2 separate regions of the Homo sapiens genome follow, and region 2 is linked to region 1. A link is an interaction called in ENCODE POLR2A ChIA-PET data of the cell type or tissue named here. Cell type or tissue: PC-9. All regions are shown on one strand. Each heading gives the region's core, and the rest is flanking DNA. Links, peaks and the distances in the headings are about the cores only.

Region 1 (11,376 bases), core at 3,267-8,266:
CTCAGAGAGGTAGCAGGAATCAGGTCTTCCAGGGTTTTGTAGGCCCTGATAAAGACTTCAGATTCTACTCATAAAGTAAGATGGCAAGCCTAAGAAGGTTTAGCGTAGGGGTGTGACATCATCTAATTGCAGTTTTTGAAAGATTCCACTGGATGTCAGAGGGGAGGCAAGGCTAGAAGCTGCAAAACCAATTAGGAGACTGTTAGAGCAGCCCAGGCTTAGAAGATGTGGTGGTGGCTTAGAATTTGGTAGTAGCAGTAGAGGTGGGAAAAAGTGGCTAGATTCTAGATATAATTTGAAAGTAATGCTGAGAGGATCTTCTGATGGATTGGATGTGTGGTATAAAGAAGGCAGGCCGGGCATGGTGGCTCATGTCTGTAATCCCAGCACTTCGGGAGGCCAAGGCAGGTGGATCACTTGAGATGAGATCAGGTGTTCAAGACCAGCCTGACCAACATGGCAAAACCCTGACTCTACTAAAAATACAAAAATTAGCCAGGCATGGTGGCACACACCTGTAGACCCAGCTACTCAGGAGACTGAGGGAGGAGAATCACTTGAACCCAGGACGTGGAGGTTGCAGTGAGCCGAGATTGTGCCACTACACTCCAGCCTGGACAGAGAAAGACTCTGTCTCAAAATAAATAAATAAATAAGAGATCGTCAAAGATGAGTCTAAGTCTTGAGATCTGAGCCATCAGAAGAAAGGAGTGGCCATCTACTGAGAGGGGAAGACTAGGGACTGAGCAGGCCTGAAGGGATAGAGAACACAGCATTTTGGTTGTGTTTTGTTCACTTAGGTTTGAAGTTTGATGTGCATGTTATAAGCAAATTATAAGGGAGGATGAGGAGTTGGAGATATAACTTCAGGACCCTTCAGTATGTGGATAGCATTTAAAACCATGGGACTAGAGACATCATCGAGCGAGTAGGCATAGCTAGAAAAGCTGTCCAAGAACTGATTCAGGACACTTGGTCACTGACAGGCTGGAAGACAAAAGACTGAGAAGAGGGGCCAGTGAAGTAGGAGGAGATTCAAGAGAGGGCGGTGTCCTGGAGCCAAGCAAAGAAGGCTGGAAAGAGAGCCTTGCCTGCCATGTTGAATGCTGCTCACAGGTGGAATAAGATGAGGACTGAGGAATGACTACTGGACTTGGCAGCAAGAAGGTTCGCCAGTGACCTTGACAAGAGCCATTTTAGTGGTGCAGGGATAAGATCCTGATTAAAGTGGGTTTGAGAGTTAGCATGGAGGAGAGAGAGGAGAGGTACTGAGAGTGTAGACAATTCTTTCTCCTGCAAAGGGAAGCAAAGACTAGCATGGGGGTCTGAGAGAGACATGGAAGCAAGGGAGTTTCCTTTCAAGAGGGAAGACATTAGGGCATGTTTGTCTGCTGACAGGAATCATCTAGTAGAGAGGGAAACACTGATGATTCAGAAAAGAGAGGGTTAATTGCAGGAGCAAGCCCTTAACAGGCCAGCAGAGAATGGGACACAGGGCAAACAGAGAGGGGATGGCTCAGGAGAGGAGCACAGACAATTTCCCACAGAGGCGAAAGAAACACAGTGGACTGGATTAAGAAAATGTGGCACATATACACCATGGAATACTATGCAGCCATAAAAAATGATGAGTTCATGTCCTTTGTAGGGACATGGATGAAATTGGAAATTATCATTCTCAGTAAACTATCACAAGAACAAAAAACCAAACACCGCATATTCTCACTCATAGGTGGGAATTGAACAATGAGAACACATGAACACAGGAAGGGGAACATCACACTCTGGGGATTGTTGTGGGGTGGGGGGAGGGGGGAGGGATAGCATTGGGAGATATACCTAATGCTAGATGACGAGTTAGTGGGTACAGCGCACCAGCATGTCACATGTATACATATGTCACTAACCTGCACATTGTGCACATGTACCCTAAAACTTAAAGTATAACAATAAAAAAAAACACAGTAAATGGCCACAGATGGGAGCTGGTTAGGAGGTTTTGTCACATAAAGAAAAACCTGAGCTCCACTCCTGCTCCCCTTCAACTAGCCAACGGCTTTTCACACATCATTCAACCATTACCTCTAGAAAGCTTGGTCCATCATTCAGCCAGTACCTATAGAAAGCTTGCTCCGTGCCAAGCATGGAGCTGGCACTTAGCCCAGAGAGAGTTCTCCCCATTGACGTCACAGGACTAGAGTCTATAGAGAGCTTTGAGATCACTCATGCAAGGACAAATGATCCCTTTTAATATCTAGCTCCTCTGGTGGGAAAGAGGCTTTCACAGCCTCACCCTATTTCCCCTACATTGCCTCCAGGGTTGTAACAATCTCAACAGACCTCAAGTCTTAGAGGCCTCAAAGTGGAAGCCACAGAGAGAGACCCACATTCAGAGTGGGCAGCATTCCATGTTGGGCTGACTCAAGGCTGTGATGAGATGCTAGAGGATGGGATGTTCCCAAATGCAGTCATCTGGACTTTAACTCCTATATTTGAGGCAGAGAGCTCTTTGAGATTTAATCTGACTAATCATTATTATCCAGCTGCCTTGGGACAACCTAGTCCTATGCAAGAGCCTAGCTCTTTGATGTTTTTTATCATAAATTAATGAGTTCACCCACAAAATAACATCAAAGAAGATCCACTAACATTCAGTGTTATCATCCTCCAATCTGCGGCTGCATTGGAAAGCCTCCCCATAAAGGACCACAGCCGGAAAAAGAAACCAACTGAAAGATTTGGAAATCATAATAGCTGGAAAGAGATGAGAGAAAAACGAACTCTTGCAGACGGCAGAGAAGCCAGGGAAAGAGCTAGCAAACCTCAGGGAGATGAAGAAAAAGCAGGGGAGACGAGGAAATTCTCAGCACTTGGGTCTGGATGGAAAACAATTGCATGAATGCTTGAGGGGGAAATTGTGGTCTGGAAAGCCTTAAACAATGTCATCTCATGGCACATTGCGGAGACTACTAGGAAGTATGTGGTAGGAAACGGCATCCCTGGAGTCAGATGACATAGGTTTCAACCTCTGGCTCTCCTATTTACTATGTAATCATTAGCAAGTCTCAATCTCTCTGAGCCTCTGATTTCTGATCTGTAAAATGGTGGCAATAATTCTCCCTTCCCAGATAGAATTCATCCAAATATTAGAGGCTTTCTTTTTTTTTTATGGTTATGAAAACAAATTTATTGTTAAAATTACTATTTTTAAAATTCTGTTCTACTGTGAGTTTTAACATTTCTGTTCCCATTAAAACATTTTTTTAAAAAAAGTTAGTTTTAGATTGCAATTTGGCTTAATTTTATTTTATTTATTTATTTTTTTTTTTAATTGATCATTCTTGGGTGTTTCTCGCAGAGGGGGATTTGGCAGGGTCATAGGACAATAGTAGAGGGAAGGTCAGCAGATAAACAACTGAACAAAGGTCTCTGGTTTTCCTAGGCAGAGTGTTTGTGTCCCTGGGTACTTGAGATTAGGGAGTGGTGATGACTCTTAACGAGCATGCTGCCTTCAAGCATCTGTTAAACAAAGCACATCTTGCACCGCCCTTAATCCATTTAACCCTGAGTGGACACAGCACATGTTTCAGAGAGCACAGGGTTGGGGGTAAGGTCATAGATCAACAGGATCCCAAGGCAGAAGAATTTTTCTTAGTACAGAACAAAATGAAAAGTCTCCCATGTCTACTTCTTTCTACACAGACACAGCAACCATCCGATTTCTCAATCTTTTCCCCACCTTTCCCCCTTTTCTATTCCACAAAACCGCCATTGCCATCATGGCCCGTTCTCAATGAGCTACTGGGCACACCTCCCAGACGGGGTGGCGGCCGGGCAGAGGGGCTCCTCACTTCCCAGTAGGGGCGGCCGGGCAGAGGCGCCCCTCACCTCCCGGACGGGGCGGCTGGCCGGGCGGGGGGCTGACCCCCCCCACCTCCCTCCCGGACGGGGCGGCTGGCCTGGCGGGGGCTGACCCCCACCTCCCTCCCGGAAGGGGTGTGGGCGGAGACGCTCCTCACTTCCCAGACGGGGTGTCAGCCGGGCGGAGGGGCTCCTCACTTCTCAGACGGGGCAGCTGCCGGGCGGAGGGGCTCCTCACTTCTCAGACGGGGCAGTTGCCAGGCGGAGGGTCTCCTCACTTCTCAGACGGGGCGGCCGGGCAGAGACGCTCCTCACTTCCTAGATGGGATGGCGGCCGGGAAGAGGCGCTCCTCACTTCCTAGGTGGGATGGCGGCCGGGCAGAGAGGCTCCTCACTTTCCAGACTGGGCAGCCAGGCAGAGGGGCTCCTCACATCCCAGACGATGGGCGGCCAGGCAGAGACGCTCCTCACTTCCCAGACGGAGTGGCGGCCGGGCAGAGGCTGCAATCTCGGCACTGTGGGGGGCCAAGGCAGGCGGCTGGGAGGTGGAGGCTGCAGGGAGCCGAGATCACGCCACTGCACTCCAGCCTGGGCACCATTGAGCACTGAGTTAACGAGACTCTGTCTGCAATCCCGGCACCTCAGGAGGCCGAGGCTGGCGGATCACTCGTGGTTAGGAGCTGGAGACCAGCCCGGCCAACACAGCGAAACCCCGTCTCCACCAAAAAAATACGAAAACCAGTCAGGCGTGGCGGCGCGCGCCTGCAATCGCAGGCACTCGGCAGGCTGAGGCAGGAGAATCAGGCAGGGAGGCTGCAGTGAGCCGAGATGGCGGCAGTACAGTCCAGCTTCGGCTCGGCGTGAGAGGGAGACCGTGGAAAGAGAGGGAGAGGGGAGACCGTGGAAAGGGGAGAGGGCGAGGGAGAGGGAGAGGGAGAGGGAGAGGGAGAGGGCTATTAGAGGCTTTCTCTAGATGTTACCTGACTTTTCCAAATCTTGTCTTTCAAGAGGAAAACAGGAAAAGATTTATGGTGATGCCTTGAGAGAGATCTTCCCACACTGACATTTCTTCCAGGCCCAGTGGGATTTCCTAAAGCATAGAAGAGATATCGGCAAACATGCTTCATTTCACTCGGCAAGTAGTTAATTAGGCACCCACTGTATGCCTCAGAGAGATGACCATGGGATGTTTCCAACCCCCTAAGGACACAAAATATAATCAAGTGATGGCCAGGGTCTGTGATAAGTGCTAAGGTGGAGACAGATTCTCCACAGTTGGGGGCCCAGAAAGGTCTTACTAACTACGTGGCATTTGAGCTTGGCCTTCAGGGATTAGTGTCAGATCCCCAGACACCAGATGAAAAACAGTGTGCAAAGGCAAGGATGCATGAAAGGTGCCTGGAAACACAAAACCTCTGGAACCTCAAATTCAAGAAAGCAGCTGCCAGGCAGACACAGCAACAACTGCAGAGGCCCCAGAAACATGAATGGAGTGGACCTGCCCTAAAAATAGAACAAGGGCAGGCTGACTATGACACATGTTTGGAAGTGGAGTCACTAGGAGGTGACTAAGCGAAAGGGGAGTTGCCTCCCTCCCTCCCTTTCCTAACTTCATTCATAGTCTCTCTCTCTCTCTCTCTCTCTCTCTCTCTCTCTCTCTCTCTCTTCCCCATCTCCAGGAAGTGGAGTGGGAGGCAAGGTTCTATAAGTAGATTCTATAAGCAGATTCACAGCTGCACAGGAGAGACTGCAGATACTGAGATGACATTGGGGAATTATTGGCCAAAATGTTTACCTGTTGTTACAATAGCCACTGTGCTGGAGGCCAGACAGAATGCCCACCGGACCTTTGTTCTAACAGTGGCTCCAGAGGCCCTCTGAAGTAGCAATCAGGAATGACCTACTGCAAGGTCTCACTTTTACACCGAGCAAACTGGCAGCAAACTCACCAATCATTTCAAACCATAGCCAACTGGGGGCAGATTGCAAGGCTTCTGGCTAAATTAAGGAAATTATTTCAGGAAGTAAATAGACATGAGCACAAAGGGTAACAGGTGCTTATAAAGCATCATTAATTACGAGAGCCAAAAGGGATCATAGAGTTCGAACCAATTTTAGTTGCAGAACCCTTTGTTCAAAGTCTCGCATGAAAGTCAGATACATAAAACAAATAAAAGAAAGTGGATTTGGAGGAAATGCGGCAGAACTTGCTTGCTCTACCACCCTCCACTCCCTGCAGAAGTCCCAAAGGCACCTCCCATCACCGTGGACCCCCTCAAGGGCTCAGCAGATTTTTTTCTAATCATTAAAGTAACACATGCCTATGATTTTAAAAACCCAAACATACAGCAAGACTTATTTTAAAAAGGCAAGAGTCCCCCACCAGCTCTGTCCTGAGCCTTCCCACTCTGTCTTCTTTCCTCTAGAAGAAATGACTTTTCACTCTTTTCGTGGTTTCTGTTTTAAATTCTTCTGATAATGATCTTTACTTTCTAATGATATACCTGTACTTTTTTTTTTTTTTTTTTTTTTTTTTTGAGACAGAGTCTCGCTCTGTCGCCCAGGCTGGAGTGCTGTGGTGTGATCTTGGCTCACTGCAACCTCCACCTCCTGGGTTCAAGTGATTCCCCTGCCTCAGCCTCCCTAGTAGCTGGGATTACAGGTGTGTGCCACCAAGCCTGGCTAATTTTTGTATTTTTATTAGAGACAGAGTTTCACCATGTTGGCCAGGCTGGTCTCGAACTCCTGACCTAAAGTGATCCGCCTGCCTCGGCTTCCCAAAGTGCTGTGATTACAAGTGTGAGCCACCACGCCTGACCTATATACCGGTACTTCTATGATTTATTCACTTTAGAAACTGTCCTGTTTTCTTCAGTGACAGAAGAGAACTTGGGTCACACCGCTGCCCTCCCCTCCCAATATAGTTATGTCACTATTTAAACTTAATTTTTATCAAAGTAATACATGCAATTAGTTTAAAATTCCAACCAGGGACAAAGGCTTATGCGGGCAGTAAAACACAGAAGTTGTGTCCTATCTCTTCCTTCCCTCCCGTCCTTCCCAATCCTCCTTCCCACTCAGGTAGGTTGGCTTATGGAAAACAGAACTCTCTGTTTAGTCCCCCTTCTAATCCTTTTCTGTAGCACTCATCACCTTTTCTAGAAAACTGTATAATTTACTTATTATGTCTTCTGTTTGTCTTGCCTGCTAAATTGCAAGCTTGGGTAAGGATCTTTGCTATGTTCACTGATGTATCCCAAATGCCTAGAATAATGTCTGGTTCAATAAATATTTGTTGAATTGATTAAAGCAGAGTTCTCTGGAAAGGGAGCTTCTTTGAGATACTGTTAGAATCAATCATTTTATATCTGATTTGTTCTGTGGGAGGGCGTATAAATGAAAATTTTATTTTGTAGATGATACAAATTTCTAGACAATAGGTGTGGTGCCATAATAGATAAAGACTTCAGTTCAGACCCACTTATTGGCTTTCCATGTTTGGACAAATTGGTCCAATTACCTTGGAAAGAAAGTAGCTATTTGCTTAGCTTGGTAGAGACTGGGAAGGACATGAATGATGAGGAAATGGCCTTTGCCAACCTCACTCTCCCAAGGTCAGTTGCTGCTGTGGAAAGGAGAACCAGAGGTCCCAGGGGTAACTGGGCCACCAGAGGCCCCAGAGCCAGAAGCTCTTAGCCACAGGCTAGGACTGAGCATCTCCTATGTTCCAGGTACTGTTCTGGGCACTGGCGGGAAGGAGAGAACACCATTCTCACCACACCGATGCCCAGCACTATCAGTCCCATGTTGCAGACGCATCTTGAAGTCCATCAGGGCCAGGAAGCCTTTCTTGAACCATCCCACTCCCAAACACAGGACTTTCTAGACATCTCTCTCATGGTTTCTATCCTACCATGCTTTGCCTGGTAAACTCCTTAGAGGTTTTGGAATTCCTGACCATTGCCCAGGTCACAGGGCAAGTTCCGGCAATTGGAACATTTCCATAGTCTTCCGAGTTCTAGCAGCCATTTCACCATTCCCTGCCTCCACGTCATCTATTCCTCCTGCTGGGCTCCTGATACTCCCCTGGACCTAAAGTTATCTTGGCTAAAAAGTGCTGGGGTCAGGCGCGGTGGCTCACGCCTATAATCCCAGCACTTTGGGAGGCCGAGGCAGACGGATCACTTGAGGCTAAGGGTCCAGACTAGCCTGGCCAACATGGTGAAACCCCATCTCTATAAAAAATACAAAAAGTAGCCGGGTGTGGTGGTGTGCACGTGTAGTCCCAGCTACTCAGGAGGCTGAGGCAGGAGAATCACTTGAACCCAGGAAGGGGAGGTTGCAGTGAGCTGAGATCGTGCCACTGCACTCCAGCCTGGGTGAAAAAGCGAGACTCCACCTCAAAAAAAAAAAAAAAAAAAAAAAGTGCCATCCCTCCTCACCAAGACTACAACACCCAGGACTCCTCTCTCTCCTGTGTCCAGCCCATCTGGCCCCCACACACCACCACCCCCAGCCCTTCTCACCACTTCTCTTCTACACACACTCCATGCCAGCCACAGCCAGAGTAGACTGATTTTCCACTCTCTCAAATGTGCTGTGCTCTCTCACTTCTGAGCTTTCACATGTGCTCTACCTGGAACATTCCTTGCTCTTCACCTGCCTTTTCACCTGGCTAAACCTCTTCTAGTTTCGATTTACAATTTCCTTCCTTGGGATTAAGGCTTTCCTGTCACTTTGGCCTTGGTCATGTGTACCCCTATTACGAGCACCCTATACTTTCCCCATAATAAGTCATACTTTCTACAATTTATTTGTTTGTCTTCCCTATCACACCATAAACTCCTGAAGGCAGGAACTTTGTCTCCTCATCTGCATTCCCAGTGCCTAGAATAGAACCTGGAACATAGTAAATGCTCAGTTAATATTTATATAGGCAGTTGAGTTGACTTACAGGAAAGGGAACATCTCCATTCAGTTCCCCAAGGTTGAGATAGGGAGAGGCATCGTTCCAATCATAAAGAACTGTATGGTCTTGTCTGGGAAATCTGGCTTAGACACCATGACAAAGTGAGCATCTAACAGGTGCCCCAGGGACCTATAGAGACAGCAAGAGTTATAGGAAAGCTGAGCAGGGAGAGATCCCAGCAGTCTAGTAACAGAAGTCTTCCCCTCACCCATAGGACTAGAGGTAGATACGAAAGATGAGGTGTTTTATGCTTAGGGAAGGAAGATGCTAGACAGTGTGGGGGTGGAGAGTGGGCAGCTGGAAGTTAAGAAAGGGGAAGATATGTCTGGAAACAGCAGCCCATGCTGGTGGATTTGAACTACTCTGTCAAGAACCAATGCTGGAGCCAGATCATGAAGGGCCATGAAAGCCAGGACGGGGCCATATATGCAATGGGAGCATGTGAGGGCATCAGGAAAGCAATGTATTGGAACCATCCATCTGGAAGCAGTTTTGGGGGTGGATGAGAAGGGGAAGGACCAGGTGGTGGGGCATGGGGCATGGCCTAGGAGTGAGGACAAAGGGACAGATGCAAGAAACATTTTCAGTGTGGTCACCCAGGGCTGCTGCTTCTGATTGAGTATATGAGATGGAGAAGGGAGGGGTGGACAAAAGAATGAAGGACGACCCATCCATCTCCATGGCTGGAAGATGCTGTGGTCAGAAACCACAAAGGCAGACCAGGTGAGAATTACACATGGCAGATGTAAGGGGAGAGGAGAAGCATTCGTGGTTTTTCAGGACTGAAGGGACTCCATCTCAAAAAAAAAAAAAAAAAAAAAAAAAAGACTGGGAAAAACTTGGGAGGGCTCTATAGAATTGATGCAATGAGTGATATCGTTTGTGTATTTGTCCCCACCCAAATCTCATGTTGAATTGTAATCTCCAGTATTGGAGGTGCAGCCTGGTGGGAGGTGACTCAACCATGGGGGTGGATTTCCATGAATGGTTTGGCATCATCCTCTTGGTGCTGTCCTCACAGTAGTGAGTGAGTTCTTGCAAAATCTGTCTGTCTAAAAGTGTATGGCACCTATGTGACATTCCTATTCCCCTTTTGCCTTCCACCATGATTGAAAGCTCCCTGAGGCTTCACCAGAAGCCAAGCAGATGCTAGCACCACGCTTCCTGTAGAGCCTGAAGAACTGTGAGCCAATTAAACTTCTTTTCTTTATAAATTACCCAGTCTCGGGTATTTTTTTAAGACAGGGTCTCATTCTGTCACCCAGGCTAGAGTGCAGTGGTGCTATCATGGTTCATTGCAGCCTCAACCTCCCAGGAAAAAATGATTCTCCCACCTCAGTCTCCTGAATAGCTGGGACCACAGGCACAAGCCACCACACCTGCCTAATTTTTGTATTTTTTGTAGAGACAGGGTTTCACCATGTTGCCCAGCTGGTCTTGAACTACTGGACTCAGGCAATCTGCCCTCCTTGGCCTCCCAAAGTACTGAGATTACAGGCACAAGCCACTGTGCCAGGCCGTGTCTCAGGTATTTTATTATAGCAATGCAAGAATGGCCTAATACAATAAGAATGTGTCATTTGACCTCAGGAGAGGGTTAAAAAGGGCTATGAGAAAGACTGGCTGTCTAGCCTTGGGCAAGATCTTCAACTGAGGTTGAAGATACCTCAGTTCAAATCCCAGCTGTGTCACTTACTAATTCCATCACTGTAGATGAGTTAATTACCATCTCTGAGCTTAGGCTCCACATCTGTGAAGTGGAAATTATAATACCGAAGTCACAGGAGCTTTGTAGGGAGTAAAATGACCTCTGGAAAGAACCATGTTCAGCTCCTGGTCTGTAGCAGGTGTTCAGCAAAAGTAGCTCATGGAGAGAAGAAGTCAGTGTAAGGAGAAAAAGACGATGGCAGCTGGAGATCCTGGACCCTGGAGCATCACAGAAGCCCAGGAGGGAAAAGCCCTCCAGAAGGTGGATGAACAGTGTCAGGTATTATAGAAAGTTCAGGAGGAACTGGATTGGCAGGAATTACATTACTGAGTCTTTAGAGAGTGCGATTTGGAGTACAAAAAGAACAGGATGTACACTGTACAAAAAGTACAGTGAACAGAATGACAGAAAAAGCAAGACAGAGAAATCACTACAAAGGCCAAAGTCAGGATTTTGGGGCTGCAAATAGATTATCCTATGAACATCATTTGAGCAATAAAGACATCTGATTAACATAACAAGCAGTCTATAGGGTGGCAGCTCCAGAATGAGCTCACTGGCCCCCAGTGTCCCTAAGAATCCAGGCCTTTTTCATCCTTTCTCTACATCCTGAGCACATTGGCTTCTTGTCCTCGGACTTACTGCCCAGAGTTGCAAGGTGGCTGCTGCAGCTCCAAACATCATGTTCTCATATATAAACATCCATGGCAGGCAGAAGGAGGGAGAACCTACTTCCTTTTTTCAGGGAGATAAATCTTTCTCAGAAGCCTCCCAGTAAACATGCCCTTGTATCATATTGACCAGAACCGGGTCCCATGGCCATGTCTAGTTGCAAGGG
Region 2 (9,679 bases), core at 1,713-6,712, 130 kb after region 1:
TCCTCCCCCGCGCGCTCCTCCCGGCTTCCTGCCATCTCTCTTTCCATCTCGCTCACCACCCTGGCGCCCCCCTTTCCCCTCTGCGCCAGGCCCCCAGCTCGGATTCCTTCGTCCTCGGGCCAGGGCAGGGCGCATCTCCCAGCCCGACGCGGGCCTTCCGCCCTGTCCGCCCGTGCGCTGCTGCGCCAAGTTTGCCACATCTGGGGCCGCCCCTGCCCGCCCTGCCTCCTCCTTTTCCCTCTTTCCTGCCATAGCGCCCACCCCGGGCCTCTGGGCTCTTCCTGGGCGCGGGAGGAGAGCAGTGCTGGTTTTGAACTGGCATCCACTGTCACCTGGACATCCGCAGTCTCCTGCCAGGGCCCGCCTCGTCCTGTCCAAAGCTGTCCGAGTTACCCATGTCGGAGTAAGAGTCCATCACCCACCAGAGGCACCGCCACTCGTTCCACTCGGCACAAGCTTATTGTCCACACCCTCTTTTATCCAACCCTTCCTTGCCATCCTTCTGTCTTGCCCACATTCAAAATACGCTACCTAACATGGCTGGGACACAAACCCAGGGCCAAGAGGAAGCAAAGCCCACGGACTTAACTACTAGGCCGAACTGCCTGTGATGGAGGCTAACGATGCTTTACATTATTATTATTCCGTGCCACCGCTTTACCTGAGTTCTCATTTAACCCTCAAAACAACCACAGAGATACACGCAACTCCCCTCATTTTGCTGAGGAGGAATGAAGCCTACCTGGGTTCAGACCAGGAAGCTGGTAACTACCACCAGTCTCTCTTCTCTCCTTCATGCTCAACCTTTGTGCCCATGGCATCTTTCTTTTTTCTTTTTCCTTTTTTTTGTGGGGGGGGGGGTGGGGGGCGGTGGGGTAGAGTACTGTTCTGTCGTCCAGGTTGGAGGGCAGTGGAGCAATCTCTGCTCACTGCAACCTCCGCCTCCCGGCCTCAAGTGATTCTCCTGCCTCGGTCTCCCAAGTAGCTGGGACTACAGTCGCGAGTGCCACCACACCCAGCTAATTTTTGTATTTTTTTTAGTAGAGACAGGGCTTTGCCATGTTGGCCAGGCTGGTCTCGAGCTCCTGACCTCAAGTGATCTGTCCCCCTTGGCTCCCAAAGTGCTGGGATTACAGGCGTGAACCACCAAGCCAGGTCATGACATCTTTCTAAAAGACAGACCTGATGTTTGTTACACTGCTTCCCCTACTGAGACAGGACAGAAGCTGTCTCTTCTGTGTGGCCTATTTCACAATTTGTCCCCAACCAATTTCCAACTTCCTGGCTTGCCACTTCCTTCCCTGTCCCATGCTGTCACCCAGCATACAACCCACTAATCCTTTCCAAATTTCCCAAGTAAGCTCAGAATGCCCTCATTCCCACACCCCACTTGACAGCAAAACTCCTATTTATCCTTCAAGGCTCAGTTTAAATGCTGCTTCCTTTTGGTCCAGCCTCTGAGGCTGCTCTTCTAGGCCCCCAGTTGGACCATCCCTCTGCAGCAGTGTTGAGTCGGCTACATCATAACTATTGGATATCATGTCTTATCCATCTTTGCCTGTGCCTGGCTCATAGGAGACCCTGAGTAAAATACGTGGAGCAGATGACTGAGTGGCTGCAGGGGCAGCAATGGAACTGAGGGTGCCCCTCTTACCCTGGGGACAGTGCATGCCTCAGACCTACAGCTGACCCCACGCTGCAGAGCTAGTCTTCATCTCCCGGTCATAAGATGAGTCCTCTGGCCTTTGGCCTGGCTGAGCAGGTCCTCTTCCAGCAGGCTGGCTCCCCTTGGGAGAGAAAAGCTATGTGGCTTCTCAGCGGGTAATGCTCTCACTGCCAACTCAGCCCACTTGGAGAAGGCTCTGAATGTATTAAAAAAAAATAGAGACGGAATCTTGCCATCTTGCCCAGGCTGGTTTCAAACTCCTGGGCTCAAATGATCCTCCCTCCTCGGCCTCCTAAAGTGTTAAGATTATAGGCATGAGCCACTGCACCTGGCCTAAATGCATATATATGTAAGCATTTATATATATAATGCATATATATATAAATGCATATATATATATATATTCTTTTTTTTTTTTTTTGAGATGGAGTCTCACTCTGTCACCCAGGCTGGAGTGCAGTGGCAGGATCTCAGCTCACTGCAACCTCCACCTCCCAGGTTCAAGTGATTCTCCTGCCTCAGCCTCCCAGGTTCAAGCGATTCTCCTGCCTCAGCCTCCCAGGTTCAAGCGATTCTCCTGCCTCAGCCTCCCACGTAGCTGGGACTACAGGCGTGTACCATCATACCCGGCTAATTTTTGTGTTTTTAGTAGAGACGGGGTTTCACCATGTTGGCCAGGCTGGTCTCGAACTCCTGACCTCAAGTGATCTGCCTGCCTCGGCCTCCCAAAGTGCTGGGATTACAGGCTTGAATGCATATTTTAAATGAACAAATGGTGATGTATGACACCTCTGTCTGTGTGCGACAGCATGGTATAGAGACTACGGGTGCAGGTCCTGGAGTCAGACTGCCTGGCTATGAATCATTGCTTCACTACTCCTTAGTGCTGGAACCTGCAGGGAGGGTAGGCTTGAGCTCTTTGTGCCTCAGTTTCCTCATCTGTAAAATCCTGTTACCAGCAAATAGATATTGAGCACCTATTAAATGCTGGGCACTGTTTTAGGGGCCAGGGATTCATAATACGCATGTTATTTTATTTTATTTTATTTTTTTGAGACAGAACCTCGCTCTGTCTCCCAGGCTGGAGTGCAGTGGCGCGATCTCGGCTCACTGCAAGCTCCGCTTCCCGGGTTCATGCCATTCTCCTGCCGCAGCCTCCCGAGTAGTTGGGACTACAGGTGCCCGCCACCACGCCCGCTAATTTTTTGTATTTTCAGTAGAGACGGGGTTTCACCATGTTAGCCAGGATGGTCTCGATCTCCTGATCTCATGATCCGCCTGCCTCAGCCTCCCAAAGTGCTGGGATTACAGGCTTGAGCCACCATGCCTGGCCAATATACATGTGATTTTTATTAATTGAATGCTTACTGTATTCTAGGCACTATGACAAGCACTTTCTATTCGTTGTTTTACTTGATCCTTACAACAACCCTATAAAATGATTGTTATTTTTATATCTATTTCTGATTTGCTGATGGGGAAACTGGGGCTTACAGGGTTAAAGAAGCAGACCATGGCTGGGCACGGTGGCTCACCCCTGTAATCCTAGCACTTTGGGAGGCTGAGGCGGGCGGATCATGAGGTCAGGAGTTTGAGACCAACCTGACCAACATGGCAACATGGTGAAACCCTGTCTCTACTAAAGATTAAAAAATTAGTCAGCATGGTGGCATGCGCCTATAGTCCCAGCTACTTGGGAGGCTGAGGCAGAAGAATCGCTTGAACTAGGGAGTCAGAGGTTGCAGTGAGCCGAGATCACACCACTGCACTCCAGCCTGGCAACAGAGCAAGACTCCATCTCAAAAAAAAGAAGCTGACCATGTTCATAGGAAGGTGGTGAAACCTCAAACACCAGCCCAGGGGAGCTGACTCCACACCAAATTTAAAGTGCGTTTATATAATCTCCACATTTTATTCTTGACTACACTCACAGGGACCCAGAAAGGCTAAGTGACTTGCCCAAAGAAACACAACTTGTAAGTGTCATTGTTGGGACTCAAACCTAGGTCTTCAGATCCCAGTTTCAGGGCTTTCCCCTCAGCATCCCTTAGCATCCTTCTGTGCCCTGGGGGGACATCCTCAGTGCCCTCCAGATGCCGGTCTTGAATAGGGCGTAGGCTCAGATGGGCAGCTGGGATCCGAATCTGGGTGCTGGGCTGGTGACAGGGAATTAATGTGAGGGGGGGACCTAAGTGAACAAACTTTAAAAGAGGGAACATAATCCTTCCTTTCTAAAAAAGGCATTGGGAAACTTGAGAGTCAGAGCGCCACCTGGTGAACATAAACTTCCAGCCTCTGGAGTCACATCACCCCTTACAAGGAAGCTCCTGCAGCGGCTTTGGGGCGATATTTTTAGCCTCTGGAATGTTTTCACATTCCACGGGGCGGTCCAGCAGACTCTCTGGAAAAAGCATAACATGCAGAAAAATTATGATTCCGTCCAACTCAACAAATATGGTCTAGGCACCTGCTAGCTGCAAACAATCTGGATGTGGAAAGCAGGAATGAAAAGGACCAACTTCTGCCCTCAAAGCGTTTGCACTCTGCTGGTAGGGGAGGGATCACTGTGGACACAAAAGAGAGGTGTAGATGAGGGTTCTAAGGAAATACAAAAGGGAAGGAGAGAGTATGTGAGGGGAGAGCTGGGGAATCTTTCAGCAGAAGTTGTCACTGGAGGCCGGATAGAACTTCGACCAGCAGAGGTAGGAGACCAGAGTTGCTGGGAGCGGTCCCCCGCCATGGGTCCAGAGCATGGCTGGATGTTATTGCTGGGCGTGCCATGAATGCAAGGCTATGACTGCTCTTTCCCCTGCCATTCTTCAGGGTCGTGTCTGCAGCCAGCAACCTTAAGAGATAAGGGAACATCTCCCAAAGAGCAGGCTTGCTTACAATAAAAATGATGATGGTGGCCAGGCGTGGTGGCTCATGCCTGTGATCCCAGCACTTTGGGAGGCCGAAGCAGGCAGATCACCTGAAGTCAGGAGTTCAAGACCAGCCTGACCAACATGGTGAAACCCCATCTCTACTAAAACTTCAAAAATTAGCCTGGTGTGGTGGCACGCACCTGTAGTCCCAGCTACTCGGAAGGCTGAGGTGTGAGAATCGCTTGAACCCAGGAAGCAGAGGTTGCACTGAGCCGAGATCATGCCACTGCACTCTACCTGGGCAAAAGAGCAAGGCTCTGCCTCAAAAAAAAAAAAAAAAAAAGGTGGTGGTGGTGGTGGCAACAGTGGTGGGTTCCCCAAGTTCAGTGCTTCTCAGCTGTGTCACAAACACTGCAGGTGTAATGTCCACCTGCACCCCTCTGTTGTTGTTCCCGTGAGAGTTGAGGACAAGGGGAACAGACATAACTAGGATGATCAGGCTGCTTTATCTGTGTCTCAGGAATCCTGTGTCTCCTACCAGCATCTAAGAAACAACACCAGGCTAGCTTATTGGTGGAGTAACATCCCAGCCCCTGACAGGTGTTCTAGGCAGAAGGAACAGTGTGAGCAAAAGCAGTGCCTGCACTATTCAGGGAACAGGGTAGTGCTGCTTGGTTGATTATCTAAGCCTCAGTGCAATGACTTTCAATTGGCCAGAAAGGAAGGCCAGAAACTTGTAACAAGAAGAAATGTGTGGCCCATGCTGTGACCCCGTGATCAGCACTTGCAGTTCACAGTCAGATCCTGTTCTGTCTCTAGGCTACTGTAAAAGTACTGCATATATAGACTCAGCTCACATTTTTTTAACATCTATTATATGCCAGGCCCTGGGCTGACACCGGACACAAATCTGCTAATGGCAGAGGCAAAATGCAAAGCAAGAAAGCAGATGGGTGCCAGGAACTGTGGAATCCTGCCTTGAATCTTATGATTAAATTACTAACCATTCCCTGAGCAGCTACTGTGTACCTGGCAGTATGCTACCATTAGATGCCTGAGCTGGAAGAGGCCTTAAGGATCATTTGCTCCAGGCTTCTCATTTTATGGAGGGAGTAACTGAGGCCCAGAGAGGGGATGCGACTTGCCCCAGGTCACACTGCTCATTGATGATGGGAGTTTAGGTCTCCTGACACACAATATGGTGTGTTACCACAATACTCTTGACACCATCAGGATGGCACCCAAACAGGAAGTTCCCTGGAGCTGTAGGGCAGGGGGCTCTGTTCAGGAGCACCGTGGAGCCAGGCCCAGGACACGCACTCACATCTCTGGGCCAAGAGGCTCCCTCCTCTTGGCCTGTTCCCAGGATGGCTCCCACCGGGCTGTCGGAACAGAGGCTACTGGAGTAGTCAGTGAGGTCACCTCTGGGAGGTGCTGGCTGGGACTCTGGGTGGCTCTTGAGCTTGTTGATCCAGCCCCCAGGGAGTACCTGGGCCTTTGCCTGAGCCATGAGGCAGCCTGGACTCTGGACAGTTGTTTGCAGCGGCAGGGGTCAGGGGCCACGGTCCGGACCTGATCTGACCTTCACAGTCCAGACCTGGTGAAGGCATTTGACTCTGGCAGAACTCAGCCCTCACCCCTCAGGGAACACCGGCCAGGATCAGACCCCAAACCACCCAGACTTACTTTTGTGTGAAGCCACCCAGGACACTGGTTGGCAAGGCTGGGACCCTTAGGCTAAGTAATTGTTGGCAACTATGGTAGGTGCTCCTGAGGCCATGCCATCAAGAGGCTGCCCATGAGGTGCTGAAGGTGCCCTTGCTGGGACCCATGATGGGGATGTGCAAACCCCCGAAGACCACACTCTGGGGGAAAGTGGGGCCGCATCTGAGTGATTGGACGCCCTGAGCCAGGACAGACTGGGTAATCAGCACTGCTCTGACAGTCCCACTTTGGATAGAATTGGGGCTGGCTCAACAGTAATAATTAACACTTGCAGAGCACCTACTCTGTGCCAGGCACTATGCCAGGTGCTGTCTGCATTTGTCTCATTTACTTCCTACAATAGCCCTGTGAAGTAGGAACTGTTAAAACCATCCTCATTTTAGGCCAGGGGCGGTGGCTCACACCTGTAATCCCAGCACTTTGGGAGACCGAGGCAGGCAGATCACCTGAGGTCAGGAGTTCGAGACCAGCCTGGCCAACATGGTGAAACCCCATCTCTACTAAAAATACAAAAATTAGCCGGGTGTTGTGGCGTGCGCCTGCAGTACCAGCTACTTGCGAGGCTGAAACAGGAGAACTGCTTGAACCCGGGAGGCAGAGGTTGCAGTGAGCTGAGATCACGCCACTGCACTCCAGCCTGGGCAACAGAGTGGGACTCCATCAAAAAGGAAAAAAAAAATTAGCCAGGCAGTGGCGCATGCCTGTAGTCCCAGCTACTCAGGAGGCAGGCTGAGGCAGGAGGATTGCTTGTACCCAGGAGGCGGAGGTTGCACTGAGCCAAGATTGTACAACTGCACTCCAGCCTGGGAGACAGAGCGTAACTCCATCTCAAAACAAACAAACAAAAACAAAACAAAACAAAAAAATCCTCACCTTAAAATGAGGAAACTGAGCCCAAGACACAGGGAGGTTATGTGGCTCATCCAGTGTCACACAGCTAGTAGAAATAGAAATTCCAAATCGGATCTTTTCACCACTGCCTATATCTGAGGCTTCAGCCTTGGTCTAGGGTGAGACAAAACATCAGAGGACTGCCCCTGAATGGCAGGAAAGAGAATGGTCCCGATTTTGTGGGGAGGGTCAGGAGGTAGAGGGCTGGGCAAGAGGCCCCAAGAGTGAGTGGGGCCAGGCAAGAGACCATGAGAGTGGGTGTGGTTGCTGCAGTCCCTAAGATCTGCACTTGGGAGCCTGACTCTGTCTGTTATTTCCATGTCTCCCCTGCTATGCTAGAGAGCCCCTGGAATGGGGGATTTGCCCCCTAACTCCCTATCCTAACCACAGCAGGAGCTTTCTTTTTTTTTTTTCCTTTTTTTTTTTTTGAGACAGAGTCTCACTCTGTCACCCAGGCTGGAGTGTAATGGTGTGTTATCGGCTCACTGCAACCTCCGCTTCCCAGGTTCAAGTGATTCTCCTGCCTCAGCCTCCCAAGTAGCTGGGATTACAGGCGCCTGCCACCACGCCCCGCTAATTTTTGTATTTTTAGTAGAGATGGGGTTTCACCATGTTGGCCAGGCTGGTCTCGAGCTCCTGACCTCAGGTGATCCACTCGCCTCAGCCTCCCAAAGCGTTGGGATTACAGGCATGAGCCACTGAGCCCGGCAGCAGGAGCTTTAATGCAGGAGAATGGCCCCCAAGGGCTGGGCTAGTGTTGGATGATGCTCTGTGCTGAGTGTTTATCTGCATGACCTCCTTACCCCACACGACAGCCTGTAAACTGGCTGATTTGTATTCTATTCAGGCCTTCAACCTATTGGATGAGCCCCACCCACAATTGGAGGCAATTGGCTTTCAGTCTACCAATGTATATGTTAATCTCATCCACAAACACCCTCACAGAAACACCCAGAATCACATTTGACCAAATATCTGGGCATCCTATGGCCCAGTCAAGTTGACACATAAAGTTAACTACCACAGGCAGATATGCAGAGACGAGGGATAGTGAGAGACAGAAAATAGCTGCCTGTGACTTGCTCCAGGTCATTCAGCTGGACTTCATAGCAGTGAACACACTTCAGTTTCACAGTACCTTTCTCCCCACTTCCTGGGCAAACTTAAACAGATTTCTGTGCCTTACATTGACCCTGTAGTTAAGCAAGGAGGGCCTGGAGCCAAACTGCCAGAATCTGAATCCTAGTTCCACATGGGTGGGTTTTAAAAAATAGCTGGAAATTCTGTGACTCTCCTCCAGAATCTGGGCAGGCTTATGACTCAGTTGTAACTAATGGCAGTAACAACACTATATCTCTTCTAGGTCATGTCAAAAAAGGCAATGCAGCCTGGGCATGGTGGCTCATGTCTGTAATCCCAGAACTTTGGGAGGCTGAGGTGGGCAGATCGCCCTGACCAGGCTGGAGTTCGAGACCAGCCTGGGCAACATGGCAAAACCCTATCTCTACAAAAATACAAAAAAAAAAAAAAAAAAATGTACCTGGGTGTGGTGGCGTGACCCTGTAGTTCCAGTTACTTGGGAGGCTGAGGTGGGAGGATCGCTTGAGCCTGGGAGGCAGAGGTTGCTGTGAGCCAAGATCACACCACTGCAATCCAGCCTGGATGACACAGCAAGACCCTGTCTCAAAAAAAAAAAAAAAAAAAAAAAAAAGGCAATGCAGCTTCTGCCCTATTTGCCAAAATAAAAATACACTTGAAGCCCTGAGCCACTATGGAAGAAGTCTGGCTATTCTGAGGCCACCATGCTTCTGGTCACATTGAGAAGCCACTGAAGCACTCCAGTCAACAGTTCTAGTCTTCAGGTTTTCCCAGGCTAGGCACCAAAGGGATAAGAAACGATTATTCCAGCCCCTCCAGCTATCAAGTCAACCTCAGCATTCAAGGCTTCCCAGCTGAAGTCCTGACATTGTGGATCAGAAACAAGCCCCTCCTGCTGTGCTCTGGCTGAATTCCTGTGTAGTGATCATGTTTGTTTGTTTGTTTGTTTCTGTATTTTATAATGCATTTATTTTATTTTCTGTATTTTAAGATGTATTTTTGCCATCTTGAGGCCTGGCAGATCAGGGAAGGGACTGCCCCCTCCAGAGCCAGCTAATTTATTTTTATTTTTCTTCTTCTGTTTTCTTTCTTCTTTCTTTCTTCCTTCCTTCTTTCCTTCCTTCCTTTCTTTTTAGAGAGACAGGGTCTTGCTCTGTCACCCACGCTGGTGTGCAGTGGTGCAAACACAGCTCACTGCATCCTCTAACTCCTGGGGCTCAAGAGATCTTCCTGCCTCACTTTCCCAAGTAGCTGGGACTACAAGTGTGCACCACCATGCCTGGCTAATTTTTTATTTTTTGTTTTTTTGTGGAGATGAGGTCTCACCATATTGCCCAAGCTGGTCTTGAACTCCTGGTCTCAAGCGATCCTTCCCCTTCAGCCTCCCAAAGTGCTGGGATTATGAGTCCCTGCACCCAGCTACGCCAGCTAAATT

Evidence for each region. ChIA-PET counts read pairs that join two places held together with the same protein. Peaks named below come from ENCODE experiments on the same cell type or tissue, not always from the same donor. Only the 100,000 strongest peaks of a DNase experiment are listed, where the experiment ranks them.
Region 2: POLR2A ChIA-PET joins it to region 1 with 10 read pairs; 1 of 35 experiments calls an interaction of 5 or more read pairs at or near these places.

What each region holds. Positions count from the first base shown.
Region 1 is chr10:97,834,400-97,845,775 of GRCh38, reverse strand. All of the region lies in intron 1 of GOLGA7B-DT (GOLGA7B divergent transcript), which reads left to right. LOC107984260 (a long non-coding RNA gene) reads right to left here. Exons shown (of 3, transcript XR_001747563.2): 2 at 4,842-4,951; 3 at 4,344-4,376. Among named protein-coding and RNA genes, the nearest start is that of GOLGA7B-DT, 9.7 kb to the left of the region's middle. RefSeq lists enhancers at 3,260-4,202, 4,703-5,902. In PC-9, for the core only: a CTCF peak has its summit at 5,555; a DNase peak (open chromatin) is centred at 5,435; H3K27ac peaks cover 1,491 bases.
Region 2 is chr10:97,703,939-97,713,617 of GRCh38, reverse strand. No RefSeq gene overlaps it. Among named protein-coding and RNA genes, the nearest start is that of MARVELD1, 5.0 kb to the left of the region's middle. In PC-9, for the core only: a CTCF peak has its summit at 3,939 (motif pointing left); a DNase peak (open chromatin) is centred at 3,957.